Linked DNA regions of Mus musculus: all the other regions are linked to region 1. Evidence: chromatin loops called from intact Hi-C (ENCODE). Cell type or tissue: left cerebral cortex. All regions are shown on one strand. Region 1 holds the start of Gm30147 (a long non-coding RNA gene). Region 2 has its middle 80 kb from the start of Gm29865. Region 3 has its middle 120 kb from the start of Dkk2. Region 4 has its middle 170 kb from the start of Dkk2. Region 5 overlaps Gm29865 (a long non-coding RNA gene).

What was found. A loop is a pair of places that touch in the nucleus more often than their neighbours do. Peaks named below come from ENCODE experiments on the same cell type or tissue, not always from the same donor. Only the 100,000 strongest peaks of a DNase experiment are listed, where the experiment ranks them.
Region 2: a loop joins it to region 1, with 2.4 times the contacts of the local background. A loop is called at or near these places in 2 of 42 quality-filtered maps.
Region 3: it touches region 1 in a loop (4-fold over the local background); 4 of 42 quality-filtered maps call a loop at or near these places.
Region 4: it touches region 1 in a loop (4-fold over the local background); 2 of 42 quality-filtered maps call a loop at or near these places.
Region 5: a loop joins it to region 1, with 3 times the contacts of the local background. A loop is called at or near these places in 4 of 42 quality-filtered maps.

The regions. Positions count from the first base shown.
Region 1 is chr3:132,475,018-132,480,017 of GRCm38, reverse strand. Gm30147 (a long non-coding RNA gene) reads right to left here and starts at 421. Exons shown (of 3, transcript XR_867646.1): 1 at 324-421. In left cerebral cortex, a CTCF peak has its summit at 2,069 (motif pointing right); a DNase peak (open chromatin) is centred at 2,031.
Region 2 is chr3:131,811,062-131,816,061 of GRCm38, reverse strand. No RefSeq gene overlaps it. Among named protein-coding and RNA genes, the nearest start is that of Gm29865, 80 kb to the left of the region's middle. In left cerebral cortex, a CTCF peak has its summit at 2,905 (motif pointing left); a DNase peak (open chromatin) is centred at 2,883.
Region 3 is chr3:132,205,566-132,210,565 of GRCm38, reverse strand. No RefSeq gene overlaps it. Among named protein-coding and RNA genes, the nearest start is that of Dkk2, 120 kb to the right of the region's middle. In left cerebral cortex, a CTCF peak has its summit at 2,898 (motif pointing left); a DNase peak (open chromatin) is centred at 2,884.
Region 4 is chr3:132,249,038-132,254,037 of GRCm38, reverse strand. No RefSeq gene overlaps it. Among named protein-coding and RNA genes, the nearest start is that of Dkk2, 170 kb to the right of the region's middle. In left cerebral cortex, a CTCF peak has its summit at 1,974 (motif pointing left); no DNase peak of the experiment used is centred here.
Region 5 is chr3:131,973,540-131,978,539 of GRCm38, reverse strand. It overlaps Gm29865 (a long non-coding RNA gene), which reads right to left. Exons shown (of 3, transcript XR_376086.3): 2 at 4,218-4,311. Among named protein-coding and RNA genes, the nearest start is that of Gm29949, 31 kb to the left of the region's middle. In left cerebral cortex, a CTCF peak has its summit at 2,404 (motif pointing left); a DNase peak (open chromatin) is centred at 2,376.

The sequences.
Region 1 (5,000 bases):
AGTCTCTGTGAGACCCAACGCACCTTACTTAGTTGATTCCATAGGCCGTGCTCTCCCCATGTCATTGACCCCTCTGGCTCCCACAATTTCTCCTCCCCATCTTCTGCAGGTTTCTCTGAGCTCAGAATTAAGGGACCCAATGAAGAACTCCAACCTGAGCTCTCTCTCTATTATTTGGCTGTGGAGCTCTGCATCTGCTCTAATAAGCTGCCAGAGGAAACCTTTCTGCTGATGACTGGACAAGGCATGGATCTATGAGTATAGTAGACCATCCTTAGGAATCATTTCATTGAAATTGTTTTTGTAGTTGTCTTTGATTCTACCTTAGGCCTCTGGGCAATCCAGTCTCTGGTCTTACACATCTCCACCTCGCATGGAATAGTATCAGCTCTTCCTGCCTTCTTTCCATATGCTAGTGGAGTAGGGAAGGCTGTTACATAAAGGGTGCATTCTTTTAGGCTTTCCCTGGTACTCTCCATGGCCCTTTCCTGGAAGTTTAGTCCTTTATTGACCTGTCTTCACTCCACCTCAGATATTTGGCATATGATTAACTACCAAATTCTATTTGCAGAAGCCTTTGTGTTTGTGCTGACATGGCCTGTGCTCTAGGTGAAAGCCATGCTGCTCGAATGGGAAAATTACTGAGGAAATGAATGTCTGAGAGAGTAACCCAGATGATGAAATTAATGGAACTTTAATTTTTTTCAAATGGGGAAAGACCTATCAGACAGTTTAATGGTTTGAATGAAAGTTCTGTGACACCATCTCTGACTTATTTCTCATGGTGACTGATGCCAAGGTAAATGGGTCATGCGGCTTTCATCTTGTCACCCTTCCTGTCATGGTGTCATGTAAACACAATGTCACTCATATCAGCTCTACAGTTTCAGAAAATACTCCAAGAAAGCCCGCTTTAAAGTCTCCCTGTGATAATGCAACAAACTGGGTCAATGGTAAATACCAATTTTCTTCACATTTGAATTAATACAAAGAAACACCTCATAACAGGAACCCTTAAACTACTTTTATTTTAGGAAGAAAAATAATGAATGTATTAGCTAAGACCAATTAGAAAGGCTTTAAGTAGGAAGCTATACCTCTGTTGTCTCTACAATTCAGATAAACAGTGTTCTGTATGTAAGTATGCATGGTGCTTTTCATTTAAAAACTGTTTGACCTTCACATGGCTAATTAAATATGAACAGGTTAAAGATGCAAGTGTTAGCTCTTCCCATTTCTCAGGCAAGAATACTGAACCTCACAAAATCTTTCACTCTTCAGGGTAACAAAATTAGAAGCCACTGGTCCAACAGCCAGCAAAAAATATGGGCAAACTCATGTTTTCTGGTGCTTAAATGTTGGACTAGAGAATGGCTCAGTCAGTAGAGGGAGTATCTAGAACAAAGAACAAAGAACAAAGTTTAACCATCAGAACTGACTAGGGAATAAAACAGAAGGCTGGGAAGGGTGAACCATGTCTGTAATTCCAGCTCAAAGGAGGTGGATATCTCTGAGGTTCACTGGCCAGATACTGTAAATATGGTGATAACCAGGCCAGGGGAAAATCCTGTCTCAAAAAAAAAAAATGAAAGACTCTATTTCAAGAGAAAGGTGAATGATATGTGAGAATTTACACCTGACATTGTCCTCTGGCCACCACATACATGTCCCCACCACACACACACACACACACACACACACACACACACACACACACACACAGCTTCTCTGGCAATATAGACTAGAGGTTTGAAAGGAAGTGGATGTGGAGGGATTATCATCTGAATGATTATGTACTCATACCTAACTACAAACTGTGATGGCAGAGATGGCTTTATGGTCTATAGCTTAAATGTGTGCAATTTATCATGACTCGTTATACCTCGGTAGGGCTATTTAATTTTTTAAATATATGGATACTTTAAGAGATATTTCTCATCTGAGTCCTTTTCCCCTTTCCACGCTGTGTGTTCCTTTCGGTGCTGCCTGGCGTAGGTGCTGGGAACCCAACTCCTGGCCTCTGCAGGAGGAGTAGGTGCTCTTAACAGCTGAGCCAATAGATGGCATTATGAGTCTTAAGAAAGCCTGCTGTATTACTAGTTTTTTGTATGCTTTTATTTTCTCTTGTTAGATTTTCACCAAAAGCCCTTTCTGAGTCCATTAATACCTGTGTGTCCAGTTTTGTTTTTTAGTCTGTTGATATAATTTTAGTCTTTTGATAGTGATATGATATCATTTCATTCAATTTTTAAATGTTAAACCAACTTTGCATCTCTAGAATAAAGTCACATGGTCCTGGGTATATATTTGTTAATATTTAATTAAAAAAATAGAATATAATGACATTATTTTCCCTCCCCACCATCTCTTTCATCCTTTTCATGTGCCCTCTCAAAATCATGATCTATTTTTTAAAATATTGTACTTAATTTGCTAATGTTTTGTAGAAGATGGTTCATAAGAAATTTATCTATACTTTTCTTTAATTACACAACTTTGTTTTGTTTTGATATTAGAGTAATTCTAGCCTCAATGATAAATTGATGAATATTGTGCTTCTGTGACTGTGAGATGTCTTAGAAAAATTGGTATGCTTTTTTTTCTTAAATATTTAGTATATAATTTACTAGAGAACAAATTTGGGGCTAGTGCTTTCCATTTTAAAATGGTTATTATTTAATGATGACTTTTAAAATTAATACTTAATGAACTTAGAAGACTATGAATTTCTTGTTGTGTGAGTTTTATTTCCTGTTCCGTGACCAAAAGCAACTATGAAAGAAAAAGATTTATTTCAGCTTTACACTTCCAGATCATAGTCTATTACTGAGGGAAGTCAGGACAGGAATTCAAACAGGAACGGAAGCACAAACTACAGGGAAATGGTGCCTTTTGTCTTCCCCCTGGCTCCAGCTCTGCTGGCTTTCTTAGATATCTCAAGCCCACCTGCCTAAGACTAGTGCTCCCCACAGTGGGATCACATTAAGAGTCAAACTGTGGGGCAGGCACACCACACCAATCATCAGTCAAGATAATCTCTCATCGCAAGGTCAAAGACTACTAGTCATCTCTGAACAATTCCTCAACTGAAGTTTGTTCTTCCCCGGTTACTCTATTTTCTATTAAAATGGAAAAAGATCAAAAAAGACAAAAAATGTCTTATTCAGCACATTGGATAGGTTTTGACAGATTATGTTTCTCAAGAAAGCCAGGCATGGTGGTGCACGCCTTTAATCCCAGCACTTGGGAGGCAGAGGCAGGCGGCTTTCTGAGTTCGAGGCCAACCTGGTCTACAAAGTGAGTCCCAGGACAGCCAGGGCTATAAAGAGAAACCCTGTCTCAAAAAACCAAAAAAAAAAAAAAAAAAAAAGGAAGAAAAAAAAGCAATAATCGGTTCATTTCTTTTATGTTGTCACCCTTGTGAGTATACCATGTATAATTTATCATACTGTTAATTGTGGATAGATCTCTCATAATGCCTAACCTCTAACCTCTGTTTCTGAGACTAGAAATCTATGTCTTCTCTTTTTTCTCAGCTTGAGTAGAAGTATCCATTGGACTGACCTTTTCAAAGAGACTGACCTTTTGTTTTCTGTATCGTTTCATCAAATTTCTATATTTTCTTCTTATTTATAATGCCATTGATTTCTTTTTTTCCCCCTTTCCATATGTGTGCTGTGAAATGCATTTGCTCTTTTCTTCCAGTTTCTTACGGCAGGGGTTAGATTTCTGAACTTACATCTGTGCTCAGTGCTATGCATCTACATTCCAGCACTGTTTTTGCTCTCCCACATGTTTTGAAGTTAAGGTTTTATTTCACTTTTACAGTATTCAATAATAATAATTATTATTATTTTAATAAAATAAATCAATAATTTATTGAAATAACATAATACAATTGATATTATTAATAATATTATTATTTATGTGTATGTCTGTGTGAGTGACTGTTGTGTGTGAGCTTGTGGAGATGAGAAAGGGCACTGGATTCCCTGGAATTGCAAATGATTGTGAGTCACCATGCGGGTGCTGGGAAGAGGATTCTGACCCTCTGCAAGAGAAGCAAGTGCTCTCAAGCACTGTGCGGTCTCTCCAGCACTATGTTTTTATGTTTATGTAGTTTAAGCTATTTTCAAATTTTTTATTTGGCCATTCATGATATGGAAGAATATTGTTTAATTTTCAACTATTCATGGATATCCAAGTATCTTTTGTCGTTTATTGGCAGTACGAGAGTAGACATTATTTGACATCCATGCTGTGAGACTTGTGAAGGTGTGTTTCATAGCCAAGGATTTCACAGTCTCTTGTAAATGAATATCGCATACTTGCTTGAGAAACATATGCATCTGCTGTTGCTGGACGATTATGTCTGGTTGTTAGATTGGTTGTTGATTTCAGTTATGTTCTTACAGATTGTTCTGCTTGCTGGATCTGTCCATTTCTGACAGGGAGGTGTTGAAATCTCCAACTACAATATGGATTCCTTCACTTTACCCTCTCAGTTCCATGAATTTTGTCTTACATAGTTGGATGCACAATTAAAAGTTATGCACGCACTACGGGTTATCTCTTCGTGGGAACTGACTCTATTATCAATATGTTGTACCCCCTTTTGTCTCTAGTAGCTTTCTTCTGGTCAATATTAGCATGGTACATATTTCTTTATGTTCAATCTATATTTATTTATGTACTATTTTGACTTCTGGGATTATAGCTATTTTAAAAATTAGTTTAATTTGTTATTATGTAGAAACTGTATATATTAGTGAAGCTCTGTGTGGTATATTTCAACACATGCATACAGCACACATTAGTTACATACAACTTCCCCTTTTCTGTGTCTCACTGTCCAATTTCTTGTAATTACCACTCTATGCATTCACTTTGACTTTATTTGGCTTTCACATATAAGAGAGAAAAATCTAATACTTGTCTTTCTATGTCATTATGTACTGAAGAAAGTATAGAATTAGCATTTACTTGGACAGTCTCCATCT
Region 2 (5,000 bases), 660 kb after region 1:
AAGTAATTAGTGGGTCTAGCTTAAAAAAAATAGGAAAACTGCAGAAATACCACAGAATGGTTGTCTATTCTCAATGTAATCATCTTGATTGATTTATGAGTATTTTTATGTAACTAATACACAAAGAAAATAATAAGGACTAGGTAAAAGTTCTCTACTGATTGCCTTAACTATTGTGCATTTAACTGGTCATTATACATATTGTATATGTATAGTATACATACTGTGATAGACACATAAACCATCTTCTGTGCCTTCATTGAGCTCTGAATAGAAGCTCACCAAATGACTCTGACCTTTCTCTGATGATGTATACCCACCATACCTCCTCCACTCTTCTCAGTGTAGTATGTAAGATCCACCTATGGAACATGTATTTGCCTCTGCTGGAATTCCTGATTTCAGCTCCATTTGTGGTCACTGTTTATCACAGTATATCTTTTGCAGTATCTATTAAACCTGCAAACATCTCCCCAAGTTTTGGCTTCGTGGTGAGTCTTCCCATAAGTTTATTTGAAATTTTATCTCTCTCAATTCAGGTAAAAATGTCCTCTGTCATACTCCTCTGCAAATGTGGTGATTTCTGAAAATGTATTCAATCTCATTCCCAATCCATTTACTATGGGAATCTCCTGGTGTGGGAAGGATGGGAGGCTCAGAAAAGAGGCAGAAGACAGGGTAAAGGAGGGAAGGAACATCTGAGGGGTTGTGGGGAAAACTACCAGAGTAGATGCTTTTAAAATATATACATAAGTGAAAGAAATATAAATGGGATCACAAAATAAAAGAGAGAGACAATGCCGGGCGTGATGGCGCACGCCTTTAATCCCAGCACTCGGGAGGCAGAAGACAGGCAGATTTCTGAGTTCGAGGCCAGCCTGATCTACAGAGTGAGTTCCAGGACAGCCAGGGCTATACAGAGAAACCCTGTCTCAAAAAGGGGGGGGGGCAGGGAGATAAAGCCCCACCTGGACATCTCTTGCTTTCTTCTATGAAGGAATAGGTTATATTTCATCAAATTGGTCTAAGCATCCCATGGGAGTCCCCCCCCCCCAAAAAAAAAAAACCCAGGTTTTTGTCAAGGCTTTTGGTTTCTCTCTACAAACTGATGGAAAGGTCTTATTGCTGAAGTCAACACCTACATTAAACATGGTGAAGTTGATCTGGTGCCTATCTTACTGACTAATGTTCATGTTACTGCAAGTTACTCTATACACTCTCAGAAGAGAAACAGAAATACTGACCTAACTACAAGCCCTTTGATCTACAGTGGTGACCTACCTGCAAGATGTGCTGATGTGGTAGTGTCACAAAACTGTAGGATTAACCAACCTTTATCTGATTGGATTAAAATTCACTCCACAGATTGAATTTATTCCTGACACTGCTCCTGTGGCCAAGAACTTGAGACTTAGATAGGCTATACACCTAAGAGAAACCCCCAAACTACTGTTATATAGAGGAGTATAGCAATAAAATGACTCCTCACAACCTTCTGCTATGCTCCTGTATCAGTGCTTTGCTCAGTCAGCATCCAAGAAGCTTCCTCCTGCAGCAGATGGGAACAAATAAAGAGAGCCACAACTGCAGAGAGAGACCTTGGAAAACTCAGTCTTAAATGGGATGTCTTCACGAAATCCCTCCTTCCAGGGCTCACTCAGGAAACTCTGCAGAAGAAGAGGCAGAAAGACTCTAAGAGCCAGTAGGGATGGAAGACACCAATGAAACAAGGTCTTCTAGATACAACAGGACTGGTGTATCTATGAGCTCAAAGAGTCTGTGACAGAATACACAGATCCTGCACAGAACCAAGTCAGAGGGGGATCCCAGCACTGTGAGGGGAAGGTGGGCACAAGCCCACATCCCCAAGTCAGAAACTACCCTGTTTGATAACCACGCACAACGCGAAAAATTAGTTTTCTTTAACAGAGTCTCACTGGACATGCAAACCATACTTAAGAACAGGTTCCCATCCTAGCAGAAAATAACAAACAGATAACAAAGTCAATGGTATATTTGGAGGGGTCTTGTTTTGTTTTGTTGTTTCTCATAATGCTTTGTTTAGGTTCTTTTTTTGAACTTTAGAGGGCTTTTACTTATATGTTAGGATTTCTGGGTTTTGTATATTAATAGCATGTATGTGTGCATGAATGTTCTTCTCTGTGTCTATCTTTGGCTCTTTCCTTTTTATGCTTGCATTTTTTGTCTTATTCTGGTATAGTTTGTTTGTTTGTTTGTTTGTTTGTTTTAAATCTTATTTTTTTAGATGCCTGTTTGTTTTGTAATGAGAGAGAGCAAAATAAGAGTGTGGATTTGGGTGGTGGTAGAATGTTGGGGAGGATCTGGGAGAAATTAGGAATGGGGGACCCCTTAATCAGAATATCTTGTATGAAAAAACAATATTTTCAAAAGGAAATCTTCCCTGACAGCCCCCTCTGCAGTCACCTTGTTATCCGTTGCTTAATCTCCACACCAAGGCAGACTCGACAGGGTTTTTTTAGGTCACCCAGCCTCATGCCCTGGCTTACCCTGGCCTTTTAGCACAGGCTGTTCTGAAGTTCACACTTCCATGCCTGTCTGCTCAGTCACACTGTAAACTTCTACAGAACAGAGACCGATGTAGTCATGGTCCCACCCCACACAACAATAACCAAGTGAGTAACTGAAATGAACTGAGATTAATGTTCTTGGGAGGCAACACACAGTGATTTCAGTTTCTGCAAGTGGACAAGAGGTGAGGTAATAAGGCCAAAGATGTGAATTTTGGTGCTGCCCCCAACCGTGGCTTTTAGGTCCATCGGACAAAAAGTTAATGTGGAGGCCTCTTCCAGGTCCTTAAGACTGCAAGGTAAGCGAAGCGCTCCGGAGAACCTGAGTGGTTAACATAGCAGGTTTCCAGGCTCCATCTGCTGGTTAAATTGAGGAAAAATTTAGAGGTCCCTGAAATAGCAGAGTGAAGGCTTCAGATTTTGTCACATCTTACGTGTGACTATGGAAGAAAACAACTGAAAAACTACAGTTTGTAAAGAGAGGAGTCATCTAAAAGACAGAAAACTGGGAAACAAAAACAGATATTGATAATATGGGCCAACATGTTTCAGCAGGTCTGGACACCAACCCCCAAGTCTGACAACTGAGTTTGATCCCCAAGGTCCACGTATGGAAGAAAAGATACAATCCTAAAGTTTTGCCCCTGGTCTCCAGCTAAAGTACATGTATATCCACAAACATATACACACATGTAATACTGCAAGGGCATGACTGTAGTAGAAAATTGTACCATGCATTTTGGACATGCATGCACAAGTACTGTGGAAACCGACTCCAATTGCCCCTACCTCTGGTGGCTCCATACACCCCCCAATGTATCTCAGGGCTCATTTCTACAATCGATGGTGTATCATAAGGTCATGTTGTGTCACTTCCTAGATAGGAGTGCAAAAACTGAGGCTTTTGTTTTGGGCACTCTGTCATGTATATTCTCTCTCTCTCTCTCTCTCTCTCTCTCTCTCTCTCTCTCTCTGCTCTGAGACAACTGTCTAGTCATTCTATGATGACATAAGAATGTTCAGGCAGCCTAACAGTCAGGCCTTGGGAGGACACTATGCTATGCTCCATTCAAGTCTTCAGAGCAGAGTCTGCGGCACCGAGTATATTCACTGCGGAGGAGTCCAACAGCTCTAGTCAAACAAGCTGCAACCATGTTTAATTCCTGACGCATAGAAACTATAAAATATTCAATGCTTGCTCTCCTTGGACCTTAGGATTTGGCATTATTTGCTATACAGCACAGAAAGCTAACACCTCTGCATATATACACATAATTCTTGGGTGTGTTCAAATATCTCTAAAATGTTCATAACCACCTCGACTATTTTTTTTTCAAAGCCACTGGCATTTCCATGCACTGCATTTTCTCTGATATACCTACCTCAATGGAATAAGATTCAAAAGTGGGGCTGGGGAAATGGCTCAGCCATTAAAGGCATTACTTGCTATGCAAGCACTAAGACCGAGTTCAGTCCCGAGCACCCGTGTAGAGCATGACATGCCAGCATGTGCGTATTATCTCAGCACTATGTAGGCAGGGACAAGAGGATGCCTGGAGCTTGCTAGCCAGACAGACTATCCAAATCATAAAATCCAGGTTCAGCTGGAGAACCTATATCAACAAATGAGATGAAGTATAATTCAGAAAGGCATTTGATGTTGAGCACTGCCCTCCACGGGCACTTACACACATATGCACAGGCATCCATGTACATATTTGTATACATGTACACAAATACACCACATCCATGAGGAAAATAAATTTGAAGATTATAAAATGCATTTTATAGGGTTTAGGATATTGTTTGAAAAAAGACTGTAGGCCTTAAAATGTCATGTGTGGTCTACAGTATATTAGAATATGTGAAAGATATAACCCTTGCTGGAGATGACAAATAAATATTATTTTCATAATAAGTTAGTCGTTAGTAAGCCTCCTCAACTCTGGGGAATAGCCATGGAAACGTGTTTTTTTTGACATAAGGGTAGAAATGCTATCTTAACTTTGATAAAAGGTAATTTAAGAAAACATTTTCCAGTGAGATTCGATTTAATGCTTGAAATCTTGAAGATGTTAAACTAGATCTGAAAATAAATTCGTCTTGACCTAATTAAAAGTTTGAGAACCATATAATAGGCCTCCGCTCTAAATCCAGTAGATAACTTTTAATAAATTGAAACCTAGAAACACTCTTAAGATCAACGTTTCTTCATCTTAGCAAAATAGGAAACATTGTTTCAGACAAGGAAAGGTAAATCAAATACATTGTCTTCCAAGCACCTAAACTAGTGGAGTTCAGCACTCCAATTTACAAAGCTTAGAAACAAACAGCAAACCTGGTAGTACAGGGACTCTCTCTGTCTTGCTCTGTCTCTGTCTCTCTGTCTCTCTCTCTCTCTCTCTCTCTCTCCCTCCCTCTCTCTCTCTCTTTCTTCTTCCTTCCTCTCTC
Region 3 (5,000 bases), 270 kb after region 1:
AGCCAAGCAGGATTGCCAGTGAAAAATTATCTCCAGAAATCTGCACAGTGCCTACAGAATGAAACTAGGCCACAGAGAGGGCGCTGGTCAGCTCCATCCAGGGCTGATTTCCCTATGTCTTATAGAAAAAGCAAGGGGTGTTTTCTCAGTATGGATTTATCATCCAGATCTGGCATGCAATCAGTAATTAGTAGAGATTGCCTATATGGTTTTGGGAATTTCATGAAACTCTTTGGTCAATAACTCATAATGTAGTAGTGTGCTTTGTGTATCAAAAAGTTTATTTAACAACCTTGCAGTTTCTAAAACACCCCTTTTGAAAATGCATGACTGACGACTGGAGAGAGATGGCTCAGCAGTTAAGAGCACTGAGTGCTCTTCCAGAGGGCTTGAGTTCAATTCCCAGCAACCACATGGTGGCTCACAACCATCTGTAATGGGATCCGATGCCCTCTTCTGGTGTGTGTCTGAAGATAGCTACAGTGTACTCATATAAATAAAAATAAATAATATTTTTTAAAAAGAAAATGCATGACTGTTTGTTTTTAGGATGAGGACAGGGTCTCTCTATCTGCGAAAGGGACAGTCATTTTTGTATATTGGTGTGACTCTCAGTAGGCAGAACACACTCCAACCTAAACCCTTCACCCAAGAGTAATTGGGTAGCACACACTGAACTCAAGGGAAGAAACAAAGATAAAGATTGGAAGCTGACTGAGGAGAGATGTGAGGGTGTATCTGAGCAAGTCGGAAAGAGATGGATATAATCAAAAGGGCTTGTATGAAATTAATGAAGGAATAATAAAATATTACTAAAAATAACATACATACTTTTAATTTTTAATTAAAATATATCTTTCCTCCTTCCCCATTCTCCTTCTAGTCCCTCCCTTTCCCCATGATTCCCTGTCAAATTCATGGCCCCTTCTGCTTTGTTATTGTTGCATGTATATGTAAATGCCTAGATTTATAAACACTAGCTGCTGTGTCTGGTTAGTGTTGCTTGTGTGTATATGATTTCAAGGTTGACTTCTTCATACTGGATAAATGATTGGGGGCCTCATCCTTAGGAAGGAATGTTTCTCCAGGTTTCCTCATTCCTTAATTGCTTGTAGTTCTTTGTCTAGGGCTGGGGTTTCATGAGATCTCCCCCTTCCTCGTTAGCATGCCTGTTGATGTTGCACTTGCCCATGTCTTGTTTAGGCAGCCATGTCATGGAGTATCATGGATGAAGCTTCCTTGTCATTTCTAAGAGACACCATCTCACATAATTTTTTTTTCTGGCCCTCTGGTTCATATAGTCTTTTTGTACTCTTTTCTAGAATGTTCCCTGGACACTGAATAATCATTTGGTAAAGAAAATGTGGTTTATACACAGTAGAATGTTTTTTCCACCATAAGGAAAAAAAAAAAAAACCATGGCTTCTGCAGGAATGGAACTGGAAATTTGTATGTGAAATGAAGTGAGCCAGACTCAGAAAGGCAAACACCATGATTTCTTTCATATGCAGAATCTATATTTGAAGTGTGTATGTGTGCACTTGTGTGTGTGTTTGTGTTTGTGCTTATGTGTATGTGTGTGTGTGTGTGTGTGTGTGTGTGTGTGTGTGTGTGTGTGCTTGTATTATAAAAGCAGAAATGAGACCATGGAAGTAGAATAAGAAATCTTAAGGCAGTGGGGAGGAAGGGAAAAGAAAGCAATGTAATTCAGAAAGCAGAAAGGGGGGTTGTTGGCAGAGGAAAGGAGAACAGCTGGAGGGGGGGAAGAGTAGTGAGGAGGGGGGAGGTAAGAACAAGGTATAGGACCAAGAAGCGGGAATTGGTGGGTAGGGGAGCAGGGCAGAGGGAGGGTATGGGGAACTTTCGGGATAGCATTTGAAATGTATATAAAGAAGAAATCTAATAAATTTTTTTTAAAAAGAACAAGGTATAGAAACAAAATGCATGAAAACATATGAAACATGAAAATATAATGAAGCCTATCTTCTCATACACTGAGAAAATTAATTTTAAAAATACAGAAAAAAAAATCCCAAACAACTCTTTCATTAGAGACTGAATGAAGAATGAGAGGCAAAGGGAAGAGTAAGGATAGAAGAAAAATACATAGGGATCATAGAGTTGGCTCAGTTGTTAAGAGGACCTGGTTTCCAGCCTCCAGAGGACAGCCAATCACCTGTAACTTCTAGGAGATATGACATCCATGTCTGACTTCCACAGGTTCCTGCAGGAGCATGGCACAACATACACACACACATACACACACACACACACAAAGTAAAACTTAATGTTTTTATATGTATAAATAGTCTCAAAAGAAAAATAAGGAAACGAGCAACAAAAATTCTAACACCAGGGAAATGCATGCAGCCAAGCAAACAAACACAAAAGTAGGTCTTTGCTCTTCTGCATGGACATCATTTGCGTGAGCAGTCTTAAAGAGGTCAGTCCACGGAGAATAGACTTCTGTCTGCGATGGCTTTTGCTACGTATCCCTTTGTGAGAGTAAACACTGTTTGCCCTTTTCTTTCTTCTTTTATGTCTTATGTTTTTATGTTTAAATTTCTTCTTTGGAATGTTTTCATAGAGTTTAAAGGTTAAGAAGAAAGGAAACAAAACAAAAAGACATATCTTCCCCAGGGTTGTGAAGTCTTGATTGCATTAGGTCGTGGAATGTCCTAGAATAGCGGGCTCTCTTTGCTTGGTCTTCCACCACCACCAACTCAGGAACCATAGACGATTGGGTATTCCTTCTCCTTTCCTTCCATCCAGAAGCCTTGGGGATGTTTACAAGTTCTAACCAGACTGTACTTAGCTTATGCACAATCCTTGGATCCTGGAGGATGCAGGGCTGCTGGTCAGAGCTGAGCTGAAAAGCAGAACCATCGCCCTCTGCTGGGCGAACATTTAGCGTCGTGCTAATCGCAGGGCCTGGATACTCTCCTGAGCTTTGAAGTTGATGTGGTTTTGGGACAAGCCGATAATACAATATCATCGATGCTAAATCCAAACGTCCAAATGAAAACGTAATCCTGAGTTACACGAGTAACATATTTTAAAAATTATTTTAGAATGGGAGATACTATTACATATCTTTGGAATACATTCACACGAGTAATGGGTTTCCTACAACCATGTGAGTATGGATTCAACCAACTTTGCTTTGATCTGTCACACCTTCAGATGTTGCTATTTTTTGCTTGAATTCAAGGTTTTGACATTTTCCTTTAAAAATGATTAAAAGCAATGCCTACAATAATTGCAACTTTAAGGTTAGTATTTATTTTTCCTACTTCATGATTTTAATATGCTTAACATATTAGTTTCCTTATTCTTCCTCCTCATAAATCCATTTCCGTCCTTGACTCTTGTTCAAAAATGAGATTTATTTTTCTATGGAAAAGGTAATTCCAGAAACAATACTCTTCATCACTCAAGGCAGCTACTTTTAAATTTCCTTTAGGTTTTGTTAGTGGCTCACCAAAGGCAGTCACAACTTCTCCAACAGAGAATTTGTCAACACAAGCTGACAATGGATGAATGTGAAATTAAACACATAAGTGGATGCTCACAGTCAGCTATTGGATGGATCACAGGGCCCCCAATGGAGGAGTTAGAGAAATTACCCAAGGAGCTAAAGGGATCTGCATTCCTATAGGTGGAACAACAATATGAACTAACCAGTACCCTGGAGCTCTTGACTCTAGCTGCATATGTATCAAAAGATGGCCTAGTCTGCCATCACTGGAGAGAGAGGCCCATTGGACTTGCAAACTTTATATGCCCCAGTACAGGGGAACCCCAGGGCCAAAAAGTGGGAGTGGGTGGGTAGGGGAGTGGGGGGGAGGGTATGGGGGACTTTTGGGATAGCATTGGAAATGTAAATGAGGAAAATACCTAATTAAAAAATATATATATGTATATAGATATAGATATATAGGTATATAGATATATAGGTATATAGATATATAGATATAGATATATAAAATAAAGTAAACCTGTATGATTAAAAAAAGATGAAGTTATGAATCTCATTAAGGTTAAGCTTTAAAAGGATTTTGACAATAAACTCCCTTAATTTTCTAACTCATAATAAGGAAATTGAAAGCCTGATGAAACCTGTCAGAAGTGACTGAAAGTAACTCACAGAACTTCTCTCTCCGAAGGGCACCAATCTGAGTCAAGTGTACAATTCGTCAAAGCTATACTTGTGGGCTGGCTGCATCCTTAGTCTGATGTTAAAACCTGTGCATAGTGAGTTTCCCTCCCATCAGCACTGTGGGAAAGAGGAGTGTCCTCTGGAACTTCACTGCTACTTCTGCTTCTCAACATAGTTGTTTAGTTCTGCTGGAAACTTATCATAAGGAAAACTCAGTTCTTAGCTAGCAGGCTTACTTGTGAGTCAGAGGGTAAATGCTGGTCCACAGTCGAGACCACCCATCCTTCTGCTGTCAGAATGTGAAGTGCCAGGTATGAAATCTCCCTGAACATAGATGCTGAGTCAGGGGCATCAAGAACCCTGAGAGAAGGGAGAGATGAGAAGCAGCTTCTTCGAAGGATGTGATGTAGCAAATAAGAAGCCTCGTCTGGGGAAGTCTCCGGGAAGTTAGCTGGGGAAGACAGAAGCTGGGTTCTCACACTTGTTTCAAATGACAGGCAAAGGTAAGCTTTGCGTGGGCTTTGTAGATCGGAAAGGAAATAGAATATGCAATGAACTGAGAGGAAGACTGGAGTTTCTAAAAGGAATGGCATGCATTTGCCGTGCAGAGAAGAGCGTAGGAGAGGAGAGAAGTAACAGGACAGGAAAATGAAGGGTGGAAGTATATTTACAAGTCCATTATTTTAAGAGTAAATCGGGGCTGGTGAGATGGCTCAGTGTGTAAAGGTGTTTGCCACCAAGCCTGATAACCCCAAGTTCCATCCTTAGGTCCCACATGTTGCAGAGAATGAACTGACTCCTGCAAGTTATCTTCTGACCTCCAATGTTCCCTGTGCCACAC
Region 4 (5,000 bases), 230 kb after region 1:
AGCTCCTTCTCCAGTCCCAAATAATCTTTTAGATAAAGACTTCACAAGTCCTACCATTAACCTGTTTATCTGAAATTCTGTTGAGTGGAAGCCAAGATCTCTTTTAGTTAACCATTACTTTTATTGTGCTTAGCCTCTTGCTAGGTAGCAGGCAGAAGAAAGCAGTAAAAGCTATACTGTGTGTAGCCCTACATAGCTGTAATCCCATGACAAACAGTCATAAATTGCTAATGCTTTACCTCTATGGCTACCGATTAGTTGGATTGCTCTTGTATTTTGTTTGACTGATACCCACATCGTTAAAGTGTGGGTCTGAACCACAATTACAAGTCCATAATTGAATGTGGGGATCATGAGAAGTTTGGCAATAATCAATGGCTTCTGAATGTGTAATGGCCCAATGCTAAGGACATACCCATCCATGGTATTTAAGTTGCCTTCTCTGTAATCTTGGCTCTGAACTTTCAGCATACTGTCACACTTTATTCTGCTTGTGTCATATGCCAGGTGACACCTACAAGCACAGCCTAAATCATCTCAGCTAACACCAGCACATTCTGAATTATAGTATTTTTACTATACACACAAGATGTTCCTACCTTCTAAACATACAATAGTTCACTTAAAGAAAATAAAGATTTAATTTCCTATCATTATTCCTCAGCATGGAAGTATCAAATTAATATACTTTAATTGTATTATATAGGAATACTTGGTTTTAAAAGTTGTTTTTCAAGTTTTTACCTAAAGAAAAAAAAATCATTGAGTGAGTTTTACCTTGGAATGAGGATAGAATTTCCAATAAATTCTAAAATGATCTTAAAATTTTTTGTGATGTTTTGTACTAAATATGCAAAGTAGCCTTCACATCATTGATGATTTTAAGCATCAAAGTCTCCATCAACTTTGAAAGTCACTGAAGGTGTTCTACATAGCATGCAGTATTAGCTTTTCAGACAGGATTTACCTCCTTATGTAAAGTAAAGAAGCATAGCAATTTTATTAGTATGCATAGTTTCCTGTTTTTTAAATAAAGGGTGAACAATCCATGCATATATATGCCAAAGAATTGCCTTAGAATATGTTTCTTTATGATTTATTATCAGCAAATGGTCAATTTGTATACCTATTTTCTATAGCTCTATACCCTGGGGTACTGACTGGAAAGAATTTAAGAACTGTAGTCTAAAGAACACTTCAATTTCTGCTTTAGGAAACTTCTTGAATTTGAGTGTTTGTTTTCCCTCTGTAACTCCCACTGGGCAATGTGAGTAAGAATGGGAATTCCCTAAGAAATCTCTTCAAATCATACTTCATTCCTAGCCTTCCCTCTGACTGGCATATTTCCTTATAATGGTTACATTGTATCATTGTTATTTATCAAGGGTTTACATTGTAACATTGTTATTTATCATCCAGTCTACAGTTTGAGCTTTTCAAGTCAAGTAACCCAGCTGCCAGCATGGGCTTAATAAATGCTGCATGCATTAAAACTATTTTAAAGCATAAACTCACTTGAGTAATTCAATAATTCAGATGCCAATTCTAAACATAATTTAGAGAATTTCCTTCTTTATTATAGAAATTGATATGTAAAATTGCTGTGTATGTAATTTATTCAGGAATTTGTACACTATGACTTTTAAAAGAAAGCATTTCTTTAGTTAAGCATATAACTCCCTTCCCACAAATAGCTTTACGAAGAACAAACAAAACTACACAAAGTAGCATTATGTCATATCTGACGTATATTTATTTGTACCTCAGTCTCCATAATCTTATTTCAGTGTGTTATCTAATATACTCAACAATAAACATGTTTAAATATACTCAGTTGTAATCAAGTTAAAATTTACAGAGCTTCTGGATACACTTAGAAAATATATTTTGTTTCTCAATGTTGTATATATTACATTCTATTACAATCTATACTTCATTTTTCCAAAATGCAAAATAGAAGAAAAATGAGAGCCCTCTGGTGGGCAATATTTTAAATTCAAAATACTACATTATAACATTTTTATTGTATTTCCTAAAAAATAAGCAAACATTTCTTAAAATGTCTATAAAAAAAGATATTAGATGAACATGGAAAAGCTATTTCAGGGAATAAATTAAGCAGACTATAGTTCCATGAAAAATGTCTCAATTTGAGTATTAGAAATGGCTCTGCTGTTGTGACTGAATCAATCCATATTCATAGGAAATCTTATCCTTTGATGCTGCATGTGAACGAAATGACGTGTGAATGAAGTTAAATGTAGAGAAGTGATAAAAGTTTTGATGCAAATATTGAAACTAGATTAAAAATATGTCTCTCCTTTTCATTGTTGAGGGTTTGTAAGAGGGTTTGAGCAAGGATTTGCTTCCTCTAATTTCATCCATGGGAAGCTGGAGGAGGGGCCGGAGGGCAGTGAGTCTCAAGGAAGACTCTTCCTTCCTTGTGCGTGTTGGCCTTCCTCCTGTGTCTTGACTGGGTTCTGAAGTCTCTTGAGTTTTCTAAGCACTCTCTCATAGGAGCTTCTGTCTCAAGAATGCAACTAAACCTACACACTTTCCAAATTGCTTTCCCCCTTCCTGTAGAATCACACTGGGATTTAGGATGTCAACAAATGACGTGGGGGAAGGGCTAAATGTCCACTCTTTAAATATACCAGTGACATCAGAACATTAAATACTTTAAAAGAATCACATGTGTGTATGGCCACCTCTAACCAGTTCTAAAATATTTATTCCAGCAGTTCCATTTTCAGTATGATTGACCCGGCTCTGAAAAGCGCATTGGAACTTAATCAGCTCTGTGGCAGTGAGATGGGATGGATTTAAGCAGTGATTGGCTCTTGAGAGTGAGGATTAATCCATTCGATGATTAATAAATAATGATTGAGTGAGTTCGAGAATGAATTGCTTCACTACAAAAGTTCACTTTGTCTGGCTAGCTTGCTGGGTGTTATCATGTAATGCCCTGGGCCATGTTTGTGATGCAGCAAGGAAGTCCTACCAGATGTCCTGCTGTGCCATTCCACATCCTGGCCTTCCTTGAGCTAAATAAGGTTTCATTCTGTAATTCCCCAGGCAGTCATAGTCTGCTGTAGTGACAAGAAAATTGACTATGAAATCAGCCTAACTTAAAATCCCACAGCTATTTGGTTACTTTCATTTCCCCCAATCTAACGATTGCCAATCAGCTACCTGGGTTGGATAGTTCATATGGACATATCAGTTAAGCAGGTGATGTTTTTGCATAACTTCTTTTAGGAAGCATTCTTTGTTTTTAGATGGAGCAAGAACCACCACTTCATTATTTTTCTCTGCTGAAATCTGTTCTATTTTATGTATGCAAGACAATTTTTATCAACTCACCTGTTTTTAGACATTTCGATTATTCCTACAAATTTGCCATTGTGAACAGTAGTGATGTGACCTTTCATTTCAATATTTACCAGAGTTCTCATTTTCAGTTCTTTAGTGTATATAACATAGGGTGGAGTCTAAGCTGCAAGGTAATTCTCTGTTCACAGTACTGCGTCACAGGGCTGCCAGCCATGTTGGGAAAGCTGGGAAGGGTTCAGGTTCTCCACAGCATGACTCACACTCCCAACTATCCACCCTTTTGTTAGAGATATCCTAACATGTTCTTAAGCAGCCTCTCATTTCATGGCAACTTTAATTTCTGTAATTGTATCGTGATAATTGTATCAGAATAAGAAGATACACAAATGTTTGAAACCCTGCCTACTTTTATGTCTCTTCTCTTTTGCATGCTAGCCTTGTGTTTGTCACAGCAGCTGTGGATTGCAACATGTCATGATCGCAACAGTCATGCCAATTCTAGAAGTCAGAAAATTATGAATGATTTTCTCTGATCCTCTGGCTCTTATGGTCTCTCTACCTTCTCTTTTATGACATTCTGTGGACGTGGAGTGGGTGAAAAAGATGTTCAGTTTAGAACTGGCTATCAGCAGTAGGGCAATGTATTGAAAATAATTGTGTATCAGCATGACAAGGAGAAAAATGCAAATGATTGCTTAATTCCACTGTAGCTTTGTAGTTCTTACAAATTTCCAGAGTAAATCGCCTAATCAGGGATCATGACTCTCAGTTCTAATGGTTACATTTGTTTAAAGTTAAGAATGAGTTTGGCCCTATCTACACTCAGCCTAAATATGCAAATGCTTGTTCCTGTATATTTAAACATGGCATTTAAGAGAAGCACAATATAAATATTTTGCAGTATAATTAAGTTCAAGTAATTAAAACAGAAAATGGGTTTCTAAGATCTGAGATGAAATAACTTGTGGTTCAGAGCTGGAATCTATGGTTAGAAAGACTTGGAGGGAGTTGAAGGGAAGACATTTCTGTGGCAAGGTCCTAGGAAGGGGCAGGGCATGGTAACTTTCAGGAGACAGAAAAGACACAAAGTGACGAATGGATATAAGCCCAGAAACAGCAGGAGACAAAAAAGATGTGGATGATGTTTCTATTTTCCCTGTCAATCTGTCTCAACTTTACAGATGGTTCTGAAGCAGGAATGAGTAATATCACAGGCTAATTAAAACAAGATTGCAAGCAATTACCTCCAGATTATTTTCATAAAGATAGGGGACAAATATGTGGGCATGAAACAACTGACGGGACAGAATTTAGTTTGTATTATCTATTAAACTAGAATTAAGATATTGAAATGCGATAGTTAAGGGAGAGGCCTGATGATGGAACTTTGCATTTAAAAATGAATAAAAAGTTTTCATTAACTTTAGATTTTTTTTGTCTTGATTAGATTCTGATTCAGATTCCAAAGAGTAGCTTCCAAGCACATTTATTTTATTCTGTGATAGTCTTTGTTTCTAACTAATCTCTTGGATGTAATTAGTTATTCTTTGTGTTTCTGTGTATTATTGTGGAGTGTGTGTGTGTGTGTGTTACAATTTCTTGAAATTTTTTTTTCTAGGATGTATCTGAGGGATGATATTGACCGTATTTAACACATCTAAAACAAG
Region 5 (5,000 bases), 500 kb after region 1:
AGCACACAGAATAATTTTTGACTTGGTTTGAAGGCAAGTGTGCAGAAACAGAGAAGTGACCATGTGACCTCCAGTGACCCCCATGTAATTGCCATAAATACAACAAAATGCTAAAATTTCATACTAATGAAGACAAGTTTATAATCAATACAAACATACAAAAGCCATGTAGCATAAAGAAAATACTGCAGAAAATGAAGTGCAACCTCTTTCCCTTAGAGTGTGGAAAGTTTTTTCCTCTCCATTGGGGCCTTCTCTTGTTTCCTTTGAAATTTATATCAAAGCATTCTATGATCCATGTATATTTTAGATTTACAAGAAATAATATAAGCAGAGTATCTGTAATCTGAAAATGTGAAATGCAAAGAATTTGATTGACCTGGTACCACAAGTGAAAAATATCCATATCCAACCTAGATGACCTGTCACAGCCAAAACTCAGGCACATTAACATATCCTAAAACACAGTTGTGAATGCTGTATAAGCAAAATATAAATGAAAGCACACATATGTGAATAAAAGATATAAATTATACATGACTGAGTACCACATTTAAACTTGAACTACATTTCCAACATGAATATTTTAAATATGTCCCATTCCAAATACATCCCCCTAAGTAAAAGGAACACCCACAAATCTAAACCAATTTTCACCCAGGCTATTTGGATAAGGTCCACTCAACCTGTACACCGAATTTTTTCATGTTCAGGAAACCTTACAAACCCTTCCTTTGTAGTTCTACCAGCCATCCATAATGTTAATAATCCCAGAAAATACCCATTTGCTCAGCCTAAAACAACCATCAAAGAAAATTCACTCACTAAATGTCCTGCCTGTCTATGATGAAATAGTCTAAAATGCTATACAACATACAATACAACAATCTCCGCACTCCTTACATGATTTTATGAACAGGTCTGTATTCTACGTCATAGTAGACTTGACAATAAGACTTTGATCATAGTCCCTTTTTGCTTTTATGTGTTTAGCCTAAAGCATCCAATTCCTTTAATCGATGTTCATATAGAGCCTCCTTGATCATTGTACTTATTGTTGTCTGGGACCCCTCCAGGTCTTTCTTGTTTAAGAAGTGGTGGTCGGGAGAATAGAGATGACTCCAGTTCTTATGCAATCATGGATGATGTCTCCTGGTTTGTTTCCAGGGCTCTTTGTGAGGTAGGCCATTGGTGCTCTGGGCGGGGGGAGGCAATCTGAAATCATTTCTTACTTGTGTGCATCAGAGAGTTCATCTTTTACAAGTTGACATTCAAATAATCAAGAACTCATCCTTTGATTTATTCCTGCACCCGGCAGCTTTTTTTCCGCATCACAGTTAGTAAGTTCAGTTGGAGAGATTTGTTCCTTTAAAGTTTTTTTTTAATATTACCAGTCTTTCAGGGCAGCCTTCCTCAGAGGTCGCCCTACCACCATGTTTACCCCCGTCAGTCTCACATTTTGCTTCCTGTCTTTCAGGGAGTCCTTAACACACAATAAAAGCGTTTTCCCCAAAGACATGGGAACTATTTTTAAAAGTGTCTTTTATCAAATAGTTTATTTTTACAGTGTGTATTAAAGCAATCTGACCGTGTTTTACAAATTCCAACATCTTGTCCTGGGAACTAGTGAAAGCAATTTTTCACATATTTCTACTGAATGCATTTAAATGCAAGAGAATTCCACTGATCTCTAGGCATTAGCAAGTTAGAGTTGCCAGTTATAGAGCCTGGTCCCTCACCTCACGACATTCTGTATCTGGAATTTCTTTGTAGATTTTTTTTTTTCCTTTTTACAGCTGGCTTTGTATTCTCTGTTTGTTTGGGTTAGTTGGTTTCCTAAAAGGTAAAATATGAAGGCTACCCAAAATGAATATGATACCAATATATCCATGTACTTATAGATAGGAAACTACTCAGATAATGTTGTATGATGCTGTGTTTATTTAAATTAAGGTTACAAAATAATTGTAACTCACAGTAAGAAAAGAAGGTTCATTTTCGGATCTTAGAGTATGTGACAGTATGAGAACTTCATTGAAGTCACTGGAACCACACAGACCCCCTCCTCCGCATGTACCCATGGTCCTTATATACTAACACTTATTGTAGCATTTGTAAAGATGCGCCATCAGTCAGGACTCCTAAAACATATTGAGACAGCATGCAAGGATGTAACATCCCCACAATTGATGACCATCCAAAACTGGGAAACAAATGCTAAGTTGTATTCTGGAGTACAGTTGTCAGCCATGTTCACAATATCTGCACTACAGTCTTTATATCACGTACAGAACACAAAGCATGAGCTCTGCATCTGCTTTCTCTCAGTCAAGGGTACAGATGAGCTTCAAATTCCAAAGGCCAGCGCCTTAGAATCACTCTGTTAATGGTCAGCATTGCCCTCTAGTGGCAAGCACGACTAACCACAGCTTTGTCCTCCTTCAGTGACCCCAGAGGGCAGCCAGACGGGGCAGATTTGAGGAAGAGAAAAAGTACCAATGTTGGCAACACCAATTATCAAATGGAACCAGATTTTGACATTTATGATTTTTTTTTTTAGCATGAGCATTTTTTTCCAGTCTCTGGTGGAAGCCTGGAGGTTCATGGAGCCTGATGGAAAAACTAAGGATACTGGTCTGAAGTGTGTGTGTGTGTGTGTGTGTGTGTGTGTGTGTGTGTGTGTGACGTGACCTCAGGAGGTCTCTCAGGATCTCATGTAAACTAAAGAGTGTAAGTGTAGATCTTGCATGTGTGCAGGTCTTGTATATGTGTAGAACTTGCATTTTGCAGATCTTGCATATGTACAGATCTTGCATGTGTGAAGATCTTGTATATGTGTAGATCTTTCATTTGTATAGATCTTGCACGTGTGAAGATCTTGCATATGTGTAGATCTTTCATGTGTGTATATCTTGCATGTGTGCAGACCTTGTATATGTGAAGATCTTGCATATGTGTAGATCTTGCATGTGTGAAGATCTTGTATATGTGTAGATCTTTCATGTGTGTAGATCTTGCATGTGTGCAGATCTTGTATATGTGTAGATCTTGCATGTGTGAAGATCTTGTATATGTGTAGATCTTTCATATGTGTAGATCTTGCATGTGTGATCTTGCATATGTACAGATCTTGCATGAGTGAAGATCTTATATATGTGTAGATCTTGCATGTGTGAAGATCTTGTATATGTATAGATCTTTCATGTGTGTAGATCTTGCATGTGTGTAGATCCTGCATGGGTCTCCTTTTATTGTCTTCATATGTTGCATGACAAACTAAGAAAGACAGTGATCAGTCAGTCAAAAGCAGAATCAAAAGCTCCTTTATTCAGAAAAGTGATGAGACTTTAGAGATGAAAAGAGAAGAGGAAGAGAGAATAGTTTCTACCTCCATTTCCAGGTACAAAGGAAACAAAGAGGGAGGGGGAAACTCTTTAGTTTCCTAACTCTCTTAGAGAAATCAAGCACACACATACATATAAATAAATATGTAAAGAAACAAAACAAAACAATACAAAAGAGGAAACACATACTTAGGCTGAATACAAATATGGAGCCTTTAACTTTCTCCAAGAGGTGGTCAAAACTAGGTAACTTAGTAATGAATCATCTATTGCAGTTATTTTGTGTATGGCTGTATGTACATGCAAGCATGTGTGTGCAGGTACAAATGTATACATGATATGGAAGCCAGAGGACAACCTTGGAATCTCAAGAGCCTTCCACCTTTGTTTTGATACAGAATCTAGAACTTGCCAAGTAGATTAGGCTAGCTGTCCAGAGAGCCCCAGGAGCCCACCTGATGCTGCCTCCCTAGCTCTTAGATGACATCCATAGGCAACCATAGCTGGTTTTTTGTATGAGCTCTGGATCCTCCTGTTTCACTGATGGAGCGCTCTCACCAGCCCTGTTGCAATCACTTTTGACGAGAAGCAAAAAAACAGATGCAGAAATGTGACTTGGCTCCTTGAGATCCTAAGTCAGCCAGGAGAATGCTGTGATTTGGATCCCTGCTTGGGGAGCACTTTTTCATCCTGTGGATGTGGCACACCTAATGACAGCAAAACATCTGTTCACCTTGACACCTGCCTTTGAAGAAAACCAAAAGCCAGATAAGCTCCCGCACATGCTCCAGCCAGGTCTGATGATCCTCTGAAAGGTCTGAGGAAAGTAAATCCCAGGGATCAAATATCAGCGCTCACTCCTTGAGGACTTACCTGTTCACAAGGTCAGGCTAGGCAACGTATTCGTAAATGCAGCAACAGTATAGGCTGGCAAATAGCCTTCGTAACCGCAAAGGGATTCTTGGTCCTGAGGAAAAGAAAGACCATGTTTTGACTTTCAGGATTTCTACAACTCCAAGAAGATTTATAATTCTATAAATCAGAATACTGCCACAATGGAGAGGCCCAGAGAGGCTAAGGGAATTACTCAAAGACACACAGCTCTTCAGTGGCTTAGTCATATGCATCATCTAATTCAATTACTATTAACTGGACGCTTGGAGGGCTTTGGATTTGTACAAACCTGCTGTGGTTTGGGAGCAAGTGAGAAGCACGCTGCTCAGTGTCTTTGGAACGTACTTCAATGAAGTGACGCTTGGGTAGCTGCTTGATGAATGAGTTTTCCAACTGCTTCTTATTCTAACATAGCCGTAGAGCAATAATGACGACGTTACATTGTTTCCCTGGTGCCTCCTAAATCCTTGCTACATCCACTAACTTTGGTATGACACTCATATTCTATATCCTAAATGTTTTGTTTAAAATGACTTAAATATCTCATAATATTCTGTCTCCAAAACAAAAAAAGGAGCATATCTCAATAAAAAGCTTTTATCGTGAACTCTGTGACACTGGGAATCTCCTTTCATTGGCCTGGTTAGGATGGCCATGTCTAATTTGACCTGAGTTTCCGCTAAATTATACTTGAAATCTTTCTCTGGTTAGATTGTTTGAATATCAGATGAATCTTTTCGTGTGACATGAATAAATACAGAG